Linked DNA regions of Homo sapiens: all the other regions are linked to region 1. The links are chromatin loops, found by intact Hi-C in ENCODE. Cell type or tissue: heart right ventricle. All regions are shown on one strand. Links, peaks and the distances in the headings refer to the core of each region. The heading gives the core; the rest is flanking DNA. Region 1 overlaps LAMC1 (laminin subunit gamma 1). Region 2 overlaps DHX9 (DExH-box helicase 9). Region 3 overlaps DHX9 (DExH-box helicase 9).

Region 1 (2,500 bases), core at 1-2,500:
AGAATATTTTCCAAAAAAATTATTGGTATACATTTATAAGAGAAAATGTTTATAATTCTTCAGAAAAACTACTTTTAAATTTAATTATTTGAGAGTAATGTACATATAAAATTGTGTATGCCAGCAAGAAATCATTTACCTAGTTAAAAACAAATCCCATGCCTAATCTTTATTAACAACAATCTGCTAGTTTCATTCAGTTACTACAGTCTTAAATAAGTTAAAAATCTAAAAATATTATGGTTTTGAGAAATATAAATATGATTTGTCTTCAAACCATTGTATTCTAATATTCAAAGTGAATATTCTAATGTCAAAGTAAAAGGAAGAAAAGAGTATACACAGCTGATAATATCTTAGAAAAGAGAGCAAAGTGTGCAAAAGTGGGTTATGTAGAAAGTGTTTATGGGTTATGGGATAAGACAATACACACACACACACACACACACACACACACACCCCATAACAGAAGCCACAACTTAACCATTAAACAGGGATCTAGAAGTTACCGTTCAGCAAGCTTTCGAGCCTCTTCTGCCAAAAGAGTCATGTTGTTTGGGTCCCCTGTAGATTCTGGCTGAGTGACTGACTGCACAGGAAATAAAGCACTTATTCTCAAAGGACTGAATTATTTACATTTAATAAAGCAAGAGTCAAAACTAAATTTTTGTTAGAGGGCAAAAAGAATGCCTCTACCTTTTTTTTTTTTTTTTTTGAGATAGTTTCACTCTTGTTGCCCAGGCAGAAGGGCAATGGCACAATTTCAGTTCACCGCAACCTCTGCTTCCTGGGTTCAAGTGGTTCTCCTGCCTTAGCCTCCCAAGTAGCCGGGATTACAGGCATGCACCACCATACCCGGCTAATTTTGTATTTTTAGTAGAGACGGGGTTTCTCCATGTTGGTCAAGCTGGTCTCGAACTCTCGACCTCAGGTGATCCACCCGCCTCGGCCTCCCAAAGTGCTGGGATTACAGGCGTGAGCCACCGCGCCTGGCCCCAAGAATACCTCTTCTTATTTTCAGAGATCTTTATTTAATATCAGCACCCTTGATTGCAGATTCTATTTTCAGTAAAGGATAAAGGAAGATTAAACTGCCTAGTTCCATAGAAGGAACAAAGCTAGAGAAATAACCCAGATGTCCCTTGGTTTTTATCCAGTTTTTAATAACTGTTTCATGCCAACTATGAGCAATGTGGCTTTTCTGCCCCATATTTAGGGACAAATAAAAAGATGCATGGAGTCAATTTAGTTGAAGAAGCACTCCACTGCCAGTAACAGACTTGCTACAAACCCCAGGGGCCTCCCCCATCCCCACCTCAGACGTTTGCAATCACTTACCACATTGGCAGCAGCGACTTTTGCTTTCTCAAGTTCTCTGGATGCGATTTCAATCAACCGCTCTGTGTTCTCTACATGGGCACGCGCTTGTTCAGCCAAGTTTCCAGTCTCTTCAATGGTATTCCGGATATTCTGTAAACGGCTAATTTGGCTGGACAGAGTGTTATTCACTCTCTGTAGGCGATCCATCAAATTCTGGTCAACATCTAAAATGGTTTGCAGAAGAAAGTCTGTAAATTATCTGAAGAGGATCATATCATCTCACATGAAATCTGAGGCCCTATGTATCTCTACTCTTCTAAACATCGCAACTTTCTGCCAGGTTTCCACAAAGCCCCTGCCATAGCTGGACAGCCTTTACCACACCCAGTAGGTCCTTCACTGTGCACTCATCACACCTCCAACCGTGCGTCCATCTGTCCACTTGACTACGAACTCTTTCTTACTCACCACTATATCGCTGGTCTTATGCAGTGGTTGGCAAAGAGAAGACACCCAAGGAATGTTTAATGAAGGTGAGAATGACTGACTTTAATACCAGCACATGCAATTTAGTCATAAATCTACAATGTTGTTAAAAATGCTGCCAGCCCTAAAAGCCGAACATTTTTCAAAACCCAGAAAAAACTAGGTTTAAAACATAAGTTGAAGTATGACAAATTAAACTCATTTTGTATTTTAAACTAAATAGACTCTTTTGCCACCCCCATGTGCCAGCATATCAGTGTAATTTCTTTCAAACTGATCTCTGTTTTTGAATAGTTCTTCAAATTATTCTTTATTAATATGCTCATTCAACTTAAATCTCATACTCAGGTCCTAACAAATCAAAAGATAAATATAAGTCTGTTATTATTAAAACTCTCATGTATCATGAGGTTTTATTAATATATAAAAACCATTAAGTAAATTGACCAATTCATATTTCAGCATCATGCTCGGTGTTGGGGTCTAAATTTTCTAAGGAATGTGGGAAAAAAAAAAAAAGATGAGAAGTCAAAGGTAAGACCAATGAAGATGAATACAGGTTTGGAAAAAACCAACTTGGAACTTGGCTACCAAATGTATGTGCAGAGGTGACATTCTACAAACTCTTGCCTAACTATATATGGTGGTCCTGCTTGGAAGGTTACTCAATTATTTGATAATGTAAAAATTTTTT
Region 2 (6,494 bases), core at 1,851-4,350, 260 kb after region 1:
TGTGATGTCTATTCATGAATGGCACAAGTAAGAATCAGCAATCTGACTGCAAACTCCTAGTTGTCAACCTACTAAAAGGCAATGTAACATCCACTTGCCACTTATCAGCTGAACTGCCTTGGCCAAACTTTGCATGCCATTATCTACCTTATAGTTTTTTTGGTAAACATTAAATAAATTAACAAATGCAAAGCATTTAAATGGAATATGGCACATACACAAAAGAAAGTAATTATTTAAGTCATCTCTATTCCAAAGTTTAGTGTAACTTTTAGGATATCTGTATCTAGTGATGCCTGTGTGGTCCATTTGAACCCCCAAGTAACCTCAGATTCCTTCAATGTTACATACAGAGACAGCTGCCACTAAATGACTGGGATTGGCACAGAATGCTATTCATCATTTCCTAAAATGGATGTTGGCAGCAAATTGTTTTCATTGTCAGGACAGACTAAGGAATTATAAAGAGAAGTCATGGGGTACAAGTTGGCCAGATATAACCAAGTTTCAACTTTTTTGTCCTTTCAATTTATCAATTACCATGTAATTCCTGTATCTACACAGAATGTCTCCTGGTATATTTTTCCAGGCTCATCTCATACCAAAATGAAGACCCTTAATCCTTAAAGGAGTGTCCTTCAAGGTAGGATATTTGTCATGTGCTAAACACTGGTCATCTTTATTCATCAAACAGCATGCTATAGTATGGCAGTGATCAATGGAAACACCCAATGGGAAATAAGTGAGACACCAGCAGCCAAGAGCAATGAGAAGTAATCATCAGTTACAGTTTCAAGCTTTGTCACTTTCTACCGTAACTGATTTGCAGTAATCAACAATAATTACTCTTAATTATCAATTACCTATAATGCTATATAGATGCACAATAATTTTGGAGATTTAAGAACACAGGAGTTTAAAAATAAGGTGTTTTTGATTCTGTTAACTGGTAAGAAGTTTCCAGTTAGTAACACTGGAGCAGACAAATAGGTTTCCCAGTAACTTACTTGCAGGAGTCAATGACATAAACAACATCGTTTATGGTAATGCTTGTTTCAGCAATATTTGTGGACAAAATAACCTGTGAAGAAAGAAAAATTACACTCCAGAAAATATTCTTATTAGTTACTTAAAAGGACTGATTTGCTTATGTATGTAACAAATGACAAGAAAATTACAGAAGTCCTAAAAAGATCACCCAATAACTGATTAATGAACAACAATCTACTAAGCTCAGAAAGAGAAGACTCCTTTTTTCTTCCTCAATTTAGATGGGTTACAATTTTTTGGGTAGCTCTTTGAAAGCCTGTAACATTTGTTTAGTATCTACGTCACTTCCAATCCCATCACTCTAATGTTTAATATTTACCTTGGTTACTCCAACTGGTACTGGATCAAACACTTTGCGCTGTTCCTCTCGAGGAATCTGAGAATGCAGGGGTAGAATCTGATACCGATGGCTTCCTATATAACAATAAAGAACAATCAGGGACTAAAAACAGGAGCTGGTTTCAAACAGCTCTCCATTATACATATTTTTATTCGAAAGTAGAAACAATACAAAATTTTGTTTTCACATACTGGCTAAGGCACTAGCAAAAACATTCATTTTCACTCTCAAATATGTGAGAATTCAAAGACTCATACCAAAATGTGGATTCATTTCCAAATGCTTCTGCATAGTATAAATCAGATTCCAGCCAGGCAAAAAAACCAACACAGCTCCAGGAACATTAAGGGTTTCAATGTACTTAAGTAGAGCCTCGATGAGTTCAAAAGGAGTTTCCTTTTCGTTCAATTGAGACATGCTCAACCTTGTTTCTGGACCATATTCATCACCACAGATCAAGTTGCAATTTGCCTGTAAAAAACAGGGAGACATATTTTTGGATTGTCTCAGTTACTCATGAGGTAAGTCTTCTAGATTTCTTCTAGTGACTCTAATTACTTGTAATGTCATTATTTATTCTAGTTGACTAGTCACACACTATAGAATACAGAAGAAATTTAATTTCCAAAAATGTAGAGCTTACATCAATATACTGAACTTTTCCACTAATTAGTATTTCTCACAGGATAGGACTAAAATTCAAACACAAACTTAAATTTGACTCAAAACTCTCATGGAGCCTTCTGAGTATATTTCTTTGTATTATTGAAATAATGTATTTTCCAAAAAGTTTACATTTGAATCAATGATAAAGCAAGTTGAGAAACAGTTGTTGCAATTGGTCTTTTTCTAAATTTTCTAATCTGCTGTTCATTTACATCTTCAGATCTTTTGATTAAAAAGATATAATCTTAGGTTTTCTAGCAAATTCTGCATTGCTGGCTGTCTCAGTCTGTATTTCCAGATAATCCATTTCTATACTATCGTCGTCCAACTCTCAAGCACTACAAAGTCTTTTCTTTCCTGTTTCTCCTAGGAAATCCCTCATTGCTCCCTGATTTAATACTCTGTCCACCTGATAATGTCATCACCGGTCTCCTGTAGCTAAAGCTATAGCTGCTGTTTCTTAAACTTTATTGTATATACAGATCACCTGAGGATCTTGTTAAACTGTAGATTCTGACTCAGTAGATCTAGGGTGGGGCACAGCATTCTGTCTTTCTACCAGTTTCCCAGATGCTGCAGCCTACTGAAAAACTTTGAGTAGCAAAACCTTATACAACAGCATTGTCCCTAACCATGCCTGGCCTTTAAACATCGCATTCTTTCTTCTTTTTCCTTTGATCTTTACGCCAGAGATAATTTAACTTGTGATAGAAAACAGCTTGTCACTGAACCTGGAATTTTTTTGCAGTAAAATACATCAATTAATCCAAAGGCAGACATTACAGTCAGTTTTTAAGAAAGTTTGCTGTAATGCTAATACATTGCATGTTACATTAACTCATTTTTTTCTCTGCATTGACAATTTGCCCATAATGGAAATTCTTCATGAAATTCACTTACATCATCATCCTCACCACCATCATCATCCTTATCCTTCTTCTTTTTGTCTTTTGGTGGAGGAACAAAGTGGGTCATCTGAATGCAGTCTTCCAGAAAATATTCTGCCAGGGACAATCCAGTCAGGTTAAGTACTATCAACTTTCACAATGGAGCAGACCTAAATTCATTTGCTAATTCATAGTTCAAAACTACTTTAATACCCCTCTAGTCTGATTCTTCACAAATGCCAAAAAGTTCCAGTAGCAATAACCTTATTTTCCTAATCAAACTCAGTGTTTCCCTCTCTTAGACCTTGAAGGAGGGTGAGGTGTCTTTTATACATGTTCCCAGAGCCAGTTGGGGTATCCTCTGTGTATAACATTCAATCAAACATTTATCTATACACTTCCATTGTGTGGGAGTTATACATGGAAAGAAGTAACTTCAATACAATATACCACAGTCCATCCTTCCTCTATCAGTATGCACACACAAAATGGCTTCTGGTCAATCTGAAGAAGGATCTCAATGCAAGGACTGGAAGATCTGTTGATCAATTATGCCCAAGATTCTCAGATGGCCCCAGAATGTCTTTATAATCAAAACACCCTCTATATCCAAAAACTCCCAAAGTGCCAGTCTCATCACATCATATTAAGGGCATATCCTATCAATATGACTTACTCCTCATGATGTTAAAACTTGATCACCTGTGGTAGTGCCTGCCAAATTTCTCCACTGTAAAGTTACTCATTTTCCCTTCTTCCCACACTGTAGTCTTCAGAAGTTATTAAACACAGCCCACTCAGGGGTTAGGTAGTGTAGGCCCACTTGTTTGAAAAATGGGGAGACCATTTACATAAATTATTTGAAATTCTTTTGTAAGAGGCACTTGTCACTATTCTTTTTATTAAACCACTTATTTACATATCAGTATAGACACACAAATATTTTGTATTTTGGTAATCTAATACCATGTTATTTTTTTTCCTCAAACTGTTCCAGCTTTGGCCATTGGGAACTCTTTCAGGTTGGCTCCTGTGTCCCTTTATCCCCATCGTTATGGGCTTCTTTTAGGCACCTCCTTACTTTAAGGGACAAGATGTTCCAGGCTCATTTTTGTATATTGTTTCATCCTAGAAGCAGCCATTTCTCCAGGAATATCTGGCTCCTTTAGTTGGAGAATGGCATTAAAAACAAAATCTGAATGTGGGGCATATCCCTATCTACTGGGTGTCACTGCTTCTACTCCCACTCAGCACAGAGCTAGAAAAAAATATGTATACTAACACATGTATCCACACCTATCTATAATTATTTCTATACCTATCCATTTGTACCTCCATTTAGCTAAACACACGTTCGTACTGATCTCTTTGAGTATAATCCAGTAACATACGGTTTGTTCTAGCAATCCCACTTATCCTTAACTTCTCTTCCTAGTAGTAAGAAACTGAGCTCCCACCACTTGCCATCCATTTACTTGTATGGCATTTCCAGTACACATGTACAGCAGTTTCAGAATTAACCTGTACCCCAGTGAATTATACTGGCTTAGCATGCTGGCATAGCCATAACATCACTTCGTATCTGTCTACACTGTTTCTCTCTTATTTTCATGCCCTCAATTAGAATGTACCATAATTCTTTTTTTTCCCCCACAGCTACCAGATGACTATCCTAGAAAACTGTGGTAACAACTCCTAAAGACAGTAAAGAAGGCTGGGCGCAGTGGCTCTAGACTGTAATCCCAGCACTTTGGGAGGCTGAGGCAGGCTGACTGCTTGAGTCCATGAGTTTGAGAGCAGCTTGGGCAACAGGGTGAGACCTTGTCTCTACAAAATATACAAAAATTAGCCAGGCGTGGTGTTGTGCGCCTGTAGTCCCAGGTACTCAGGAAGCTGAGATGGGAGGACTGGTTGAGCCTGGGAGCCAGAGGTTGCAGTGAGCCAAGTGAGTGCACCACTACACTCCAGTCTGGGTGACAGAGTGAGACCTTGTCTTAGAAAAACAAAAAGATACTAAAGAACTCTCACTTATCAGAAATACATAACCTTGATACACTTCCTTTAATCTTAATTCAAAATCTAGTTGCTCAGGCTCTAAAAAGGATTCTTAATTTGATCCTGGCTGCTTAAACTTTTAACAGTAATTCCCATAATTACCTATACACCACAGTGATTTCCCTTTGACTATACTTTATAATTTTTAAAAGTTTGGCTTTATAAGTAAAGGCCTGGAAACTTACTGCATATGCAAACTACTCAAGTAGTAAATGAAACCTGGTCTCACTTCTCAGACTGTACTCACTACTGTATAAAATAACAGAAGAGAAACTCCTCAAAAATGCTATGATACATTTGATACTATAATTTGTCCTGTATTTTAAGTATTCTTTAAATTGTAACTCCAATCTCCAGGATTAAGAAAATACAAACCCTATTGCACAAAAGATGTTCCTATACCACCCCCACAATATTACCTTGAACTGGGTAAGTCCTCCCATAAACTTCAATGATGGGGCAATTGAAGAAATATTCACAAAACATGCTGGTATCAATAGTAGCAGACATAAGAACAATGCGAACTTCAGGATAAGCCTGAACAACATCACGCAGTACTACCAAAAGGAAGTCAGTCTATTAAAAAACAAACACAAAATTTTTGAAATTACATTAAGTTTATATAACAAGCTATGCCTAAAAGAGTTATACAGCCATAAGACATCAATTAAATTCAGTTTCTTAGATGACTCACAGAAGTGCCAAGATAAAGGACCACAATGGATCTTTTATCAATTTTTAAGATAACAATAACAATTTTTGAGAACAGTTGTAGCCTAATAGTTGTGATTAGAAATGAGTGCTATTGGCCAGGCCCAGTGGCTCACACCTGTAATCCCAGTATTTTTGGAGGTCAAGGCGGGCAGATAATCTGAGGTCGGGAGTTCGAGACCAGCCTGACCAACATGGAGAAATCCTGTCTCGACTAAAAATACAAAATTAGCCCAGTGTGGTGGCACATGCCTGTAATCCCAGGTACTCAGGAGACTGAGGCAGGATAATCACTTGAACCCAGGAAGGAGAGGCTGCAGTGAGCCGAGCCATGTTGGCCAGGCTGGTCTCAAACTCCTGGCCTCAAGTGATCCACCCGCCTCGGCCGACTATATTTTTAAATTTTACTTACTTTATGGGAATGCATATTTTATGTTGTCTTGGGATTTCCTTTTTTATATACAACAGCATTGCTAAGATTCATCCACACATTACTATACTCATCCTTTCTGATGACAGTTTACTGTCCCAGTGTATGAATATATCAGTTAATTCACTTACTCTTACACATATCTGGCTTCTTTTCAAGATTTACTAATGTGAACATTTGCTACTATGAGCATTCTTGTTCAAGTCTAAACAGGAGTGCTAAACATATCCAAGTTTCTGTAGGTTAAACATGGGTATGGAATTGCCAAGCTATAGGGTATGTAACTGCTGAACTTCGGAAGGTAATGCTTAACTATTTTTCTAAGTGGTACCATTATTTATATATCCCCATAAGC
Region 3 (6,494 bases), core at 1,770-4,269, 270 kb after region 1:
GAATAATGTTTTAAAGTTTATCCATACTGATGGATGAATCAGTACTTTCTTTTTGTTGCTGAGTACTATTCAATTTTATGACTTATGATATTATGAAATATATATTTTGGTCTTTGACCCCCTTTCCTGGCATACAACTCCTAAAACACTTAGAAACTCTGAAGTGATGTCTTGTGTTTGCTAATGATTGACTGAACTTATGGCTGGTAACCCCTGGGTAACTTCAGGATGGGGGATGGGAGAAGAAAAAAGAAAAAAATAAAAACTAGAAATGCTTTGAGTTATGGTTGACAGTTTAAATAAGCATGCTGCCCATGCACTGAAACCTTTGAAAGTCACTATACTACTTAGCTTGGATATCATTTCATATCATTTAATTGCATAGCAAGTTGATTTTACACAGTTTTTTTGTCAAGGACCAAAAGAGGGAGGGGTTGGAAATAAATTCTAGTTTCTTCCTAATTTTTGGCATGATTCTCATTAACATCTGAAAAGATCAGAGCTGAAAACATCTAAAAGGACTCTTAATTATAAACATTATAGGTTGGGCACAATGGCTCATGCCTGTAATCCCAGCATTTTGGGAGGCTAAGGCAGGTGGATCACCTGAGGTCAGGAGTTCGACACCAGCCTGACCATCATGATGAAACCCAGTCTTTACTGAAAATACAAAAATCAGTCGGGCATGGTGGTGGGCACCTGCAGTCCCAGCTACTCAGGAGGCTGAGGCAGGAGAATTGCTTGAAAGCGGGAGGCGGAGGTTGCTGTGAGCTGAGATCGCGCCACTGCACTCCAGCCTGGGTGACAGAGCAAGACTCTGTCTCAAAAAAACAAAACAAAAAACGATTATAAAATCTATCATAAACTTCCAAATCAAAGAAAAACGAATCATAAAAATTCCATCAGCTATTTAGTCATAAACCATTAGTTCAATTGCTGAATTATGCCAGCTAATACTGATTACTGCAGTTATACTTTACAACATAGGTCTTCACCTCCAAAAGGCTTTCTGTAAAGTTTAACAATAAAGAAAAAAAAGATTGAATAATCTCACTAAAAAAAGATTTTCAACATCTTAGTGACTGAAGTTCATGGTTTTGATAATGATAAAAACGGGGGAAAGGGAAAACAAAGACATTCTACTGATTTCTCTTAGAAATAGCAGAATTAAGTACCTTACTGTACCTCTCAAGTTACTTACATTAATATCTCTTTCATGTATTTCATCTACAATTACATGACTGATTCCTCGAATGCCTGCTTCTAATTTTCTCAGGAGCACACCTTGAAAAGAAAAACAATCAATAAACTATAGAAAAGTTCAAAGTAGTAAATCTATGGACAATTATCTATATTTCAACTAAGAGACCCCAGCATCATTTTAGAAAATAATCACATGTACATTTAAACTATTAAAAAGTGATAGTGTACTATGAAATATAGTTTTTTTCACTGATTTTATGATTTCATTTTCTCTAAGCTACAAGATCTAATGGGTATATCATACTTTCCATGAAGGAAAAAACTGCCAAAAGTTTTATTTAAACAAGAAATCTGAGACTGGCTCATTATTTCTTTCCAGTCATTCTGTTCTGCTATCAAGTTTTCTTCACAACCACAATATAAACCCCAAATGAAAAATCAAAATACATTACTGACCTACAGTACAAAACATTATACTGGCATGAGGACGAGGAAGTATAGACTCAAATCGAACGCTGTAGCCACAGCTTTTTCCAGGCTCTTCTCCTCTTTCAAATGCAACTCGCTCTGCCACAGAAACCGCACTGATTCTTCTGGGCTGAGACAGAAAAAAAGAAAAGTGACTTAACAACTACAAAGTTAGATATACTTGTTTATTAGCATTTTTGGATTATTGTAGTAAATCTGTCCTACTGCTAGTTGAATAATTAACAGAAACAATAAATGTACAAAAAATACTATTTGGTTCTACGGCAGACACTTAAAAAATGTTTTTCATTTTGCATATAAAATGATTCTATAATTTGTCATTGCCGCCAACTCTTAAAATAGTATGCAAAGTGATTTTCCAGTAGGAAACAGGGCACAGCATACGTAGGGGGGTTTGTTTTTGTAACCGATCGCCACACTAAAAACAGTTTTAGAAAATTATTTAACTGAGACCTATGGGAATCAGGAAGGTGAACAACTGCCTTCTTTGCCATATGTACTGTGACCACCTTTCTGCTCACTTATTAATTCAGTAATCAAACATTCAATGCACTTTTGCATCAGGTGCCAGAGAAAGGAAACTGAAATCACTGTTTTTGATGAGCTCACATAGCAGGAAAAACTGTGTGTATTGCTATTTCCAACAATCAATCTGCAAAACTCTAAGGGGAATGCTATAGATTAATGTTTAAGTGTTGGATCTTTTTATGAAAACTCTTCTGAAGTGTTCCATGTCTTCTAAGTACAAAAACGATCTTTACTTGGTGGATACTATGAGGACATGCCTAATGTATAGCTACAGAGGTACACGAAGATTTATATACTGCATGCTTTTAAGGTGCCTTGGATTTGATTCTGTCTATAAGTTCCTGATGACAGGCTAGATTTCAGTTCCTTGCTTGTGTATACTATCACCTGGCTCATATTTATCCTGCCCATAAAGATAAAAGATTGAAAGCTACTTTGTTAAACATACTGTGTAGAATTTTGGTAGCTCTTACTGATCACTATCTTCTTTTTACTAAACAATCCTTTTAATAATCTTATTTAGCAATGGATAAGGATTTTTCCACCTATGTCACCATTTTCTTGAATTTCTCTGTATTTCATAGAAATTACCAAAGTTCTGAAGGTTCAACTCCTGTAAGTCAGATCAGCTGTTTAAATATCAACACATTATATATACACGCACTTTCATCCAGAGATTTAATTAGTGAGAATAAAATGAGATACAGACACAGTGCTCTGCACCTCAGTTACCCTGAAAAATAGCGTTACATGAAAGTATGAGCTCTGTATCTGTCCATCAAGAGAATTCTACATACTTGAGTTAAGGAATGTGAAAATGTTATTTCACTAAAGGTACAAAATGTAACCACCAAGTTTTCTGCGTCCTTTCCAAAAGTTGCTTGTATTCTACAACCTATCGTCCCCCTTTTCTACTACTGTCTTCCCTATAGTTTTTCTTTTTTTCTTTTCTAACACTTCTACTAACAGCTGGCTTCTAGAAAGACTTAAAATATTAGGATATTTGACTCTTCTGAGGTGTGTTCACATGCTACTGGTACTCAGAGATTGCTTTGTCACCTTGGGGTTATTTTCAAGTCTACGATCCTTGTGGTTTCCAGATCACTCCTAAACTGAATATGCGCAGGAGATGGTCAGTTTCTCAAGCAGTTATCTATTTTAGTTCTTAACTACCCATAAAACACAAACGTCTTAAATCCCAAGGAAGACATGATAGAGGTTTTAAATACTAATACAGGAGGTGCTAAGAAACCATGATCAGAAGCACTTTTTTGCTGAATTTCTCTAAGTACGACTAGAACATTAATATCATGACAACTATTTCAACAGCAAAGAAATAAATGACCCCGCAATCTCTTTCCCATATTTTATATGCTTCTCTGATTTACCAACTTCCAGTTTCCTCAATAGCCCTTGACTTAAACAAAAAACATTTAAAATACAAGTGTTTTTCATCCCTAGTTGATTTGACTAGAAATCTGTCATTTTTCTTCAGGGGAGTGTGGCAAAATGCACGAAAGTTAAAATATGCATACCCTCTGACCCAACAATTCTATGTCTAGGAATTTAATCCAATTGATCAAAGGCGTATACAAGTATGTTCATCCCAGCACACATATCAAAATATCAGAAAAAATCTTTAAGCCCGGTATGGTAGCTAGCCAGTGAATTCCAACATTTTGGGAGGCCAAGGCAGGAGGAATGCTGGAGGCAACGAGTTCAAGACCAGCCTGGGCAACACAGTGAGACACCATCTCTACAAAAATAAACATCAGTTAGGTCAGGTGATAGAGGCCTCTAGTCCCAGCTACTCAGGAGTCTGAGGCTGGCGGGTTGCTCAGCCCAGGAGTTTGAGGTTGCAGTGAGCAATGATGGTGTGTCCCTGTAATCCCAACAGAGTAAGACCCTGTCTCTCAAGAAACAAGAAATTCCTCTCAGGTTCAAGCGATCCTCCCACCTCAGCCTCCAAAGTACCTGGGACTACCCTGGGGTGCCATCACGCCTAATTAATTTTTGTAGAGATGGAGTTTCGCCATGTTGCCCAGGCTGGTCTTTAACTCCTGCACTCAAATAATCCACCTGTCTTGAACTCTCAAAGTGCTGTAATTACAGGCGTGAGCCACCAAGCCTGGCCTGGGTTTTGGATTTTTAAAAAATTATTCTATTCTTAAAATTTCCCCAAGGTGTATGTATTACTCTTGTAGTACACCAAAAGCAGTAAAAAAAAAAAATCTTCTAATTCTTAATTCTTAGCTCACTAGAAATATTCACAGGACAGGCATTTTGTGTGGGAAAACAATGCCTAACGTGAGCGTATCAATGACTATTTAAACCTTTCTCAGACTGCATGCCACTGTACAGCGTATGAAGATGCTCTACTTATCCCTTAAATAATCTATCACTTTTCCCTTGATCTTCTGTGCTTCAATAATTATTTTATATATTCTGCCACAGTGAATAAATACAAGGCAAGGCTCATAGGTAAAACAAGTTCTATCTATACCTGCACGGCCACTTCTATTATAAGGAATATATACATATTCTATATTACTCAAATATAAATAAGAACCAAGAACACAGAGACATCTAGAAATCGTATTTGTGTAATATAACAGTAAAAACCATGGCAGCAAATATGCCTTATTTATGCTTCAGAATACTAGTAAAATCTTTTCCTGCTGCATTCTAGTAGATTAAAAACACAAGTTCAAAAAGGTTATTTTGCCTAAGGACACATAAATGACTTAAGACTTCAAATTTCCTTTACTCCCAATATAATCCTTTCTCCAATTATTTTACTTTTTATTATTTTAACTATGTTACACTTGGATTACTAAATATGTTAAAAATAAAACAATAACCGACAAAAGTGAGACTAGTTAGAAAGTACCAGTGATGAAAGCAAAGGATAATATTTTTCCAACAGAAAGCTGGAAGAATAGTTCCAACTGTCCTCCAGATATGTGCTTTTAATTTTCATTGCATACATCTGCTTATCTCATTTTCTCTTTAGAATTTTACTACTCTTGCCTGGAGTCCAGCCATAGTAGTAGGTAATTTCAAGTGCTAACCTCTTCCCCACACTTCTGTCTGCTTTAACTGAAGTAGCTCTAATAATATGTACTAAGCAGTCACTGAAATTACTATGTACCAGGTACTGGGTAACTAACACTTTCTATACCATAAGAGGTTGGAGATCTCTCCCAAACTGTTATTTTGTAGTATTCTAGAATCCATACCTTTAATGTACACCTCTTGCCATTTACTCAGAACTACAGCAATTTCTTCCATCTTTCAAAACTGAAGTTCTAAAAGGTCCCAACTTTGCTTTTTCACATCTAAGCGTTATATACACAGTAACATGACTAAGCTGCCACAAAATGTCAAGATTCCTAATGCACTAGATACTACAAAATGTATCAGGCTCCACTATCTCTATCTTCTAAGGTTCTGAATTTATTTTATACAAAGAACCGTTCTTATCCTGAAATGATGGTACTATGGGGTAAGTACAGGATTGATAAAATTACATTAATATGCTTGATTTACATCCTACAATTACAATTCATCTCTTTCAAATAACTTTAAAGGTAGAAGACAACTATTTCCTACTTAAAATTTTCTGCATACAGCCCACAGGTTTTAAGTGGCTTGAGTATGGATAGACCGAAGGATAAAATTCAGTGAGTTTGGTTGAGAATTTACACTAAGGCTGATGTCATGGTTTGAGCTACTCATTCTGTTATACGCCAGTCCATAACTCTAAACTTGTGCTCTGTGAACTGAGATAATACACTTAAAATCAGGAACATAAAAAAACTTTCTAATACTTAACTGATGACTTCATGTGGTTTCCTATAGATGGCTACAAGTGCAAGATAATGGAAAAATGATTCAACAGTGGTAGTACTACAAAAATAACTAATGCTATCTCAGACTGTGCCAAAAGAAGTACAGTATATTAAAAACAAAAATAATAAAAAACTGTATTCTGTAATAACCAATCAGCATGCTCAGGCCTACTTTTCATATTACAGGTAGGTGCTGATGAATTTGAGTGTGTTTAAATCTTAGACTTACTGTACCTTCATGGCTGAACTATAAATGTTTAGTTGAGACTTTCAAACTAAGTACATACTAGGACACAATATAGGTTTTTAAAATTTTGAAGACTTGTTACAGGTAAGAGGTATGAGACTGATTTTGGGACAAACGCTAGGACAAAAACATGCAAGCCACAGAATGTAGATGCAATATGAGTTATAAGTAATTCA

Evidence for each region. Peaks named below come from ENCODE experiments on the same cell type or tissue, not always from the same donor. Only the 100,000 strongest peaks of a DNase experiment are listed, where the experiment ranks them.
Region 2: a loop joins it to region 1, with 3 times the contacts of the local background. A loop is called at or near these places in 18 of 110 quality-filtered maps.
Region 3: it touches region 1 in a loop (2.5-fold over the local background); 10 of 110 quality-filtered maps call a loop at or near these places.

What each region holds. Positions count from the first base shown.
Region 1 is chr1:183,129,388-183,131,887 of GRCh38, reverse strand. It overlaps LAMC1 (laminin subunit gamma 1), which reads right to left. Exons shown (of 28, transcript NM_002293.4): 19 at 1,339-1,544; 20 at 510-589. Among named protein-coding and RNA genes, the nearest start is that of LAMC1-AS1, 11 kb to the left of the region's middle. In heart right ventricle, for the core only: no CTCF peak of the experiment used is centred there; a DNase peak (open chromatin) is centred at 1,367.
Region 2 is chr1:182,871,417-182,877,910 of GRCh38, reverse strand. It overlaps DHX9 (DExH-box helicase 9), which reads right to left. Exons shown (of 28, transcript NM_001357.5): 15 at 5,418-5,574; 16 at 2,957-3,057; 17 at 1,648-1,861; 18 at 1,370-1,464; 19 at 1,008-1,081. Among named protein-coding and RNA genes, the nearest start is that of DHX9-AS1, 35 kb to the right of the region's middle. In heart right ventricle, for the core only: no CTCF peak of the experiment used is centred there; no DNase peak of the experiment used is centred there.
Region 3 is chr1:182,861,751-182,868,244 of GRCh38, reverse strand. It overlaps DHX9 (DExH-box helicase 9), which reads right to left. Exons shown (of 28, transcript NM_001357.5): 13 at 1,660-1,801; 14 at 1,202-1,284. Among named protein-coding and RNA genes, the nearest start is that of DHX9-AS1, 25 kb to the right of the region's middle. In heart right ventricle, for the core only: no CTCF peak of the experiment used is centred there; no DNase peak of the experiment used is centred there.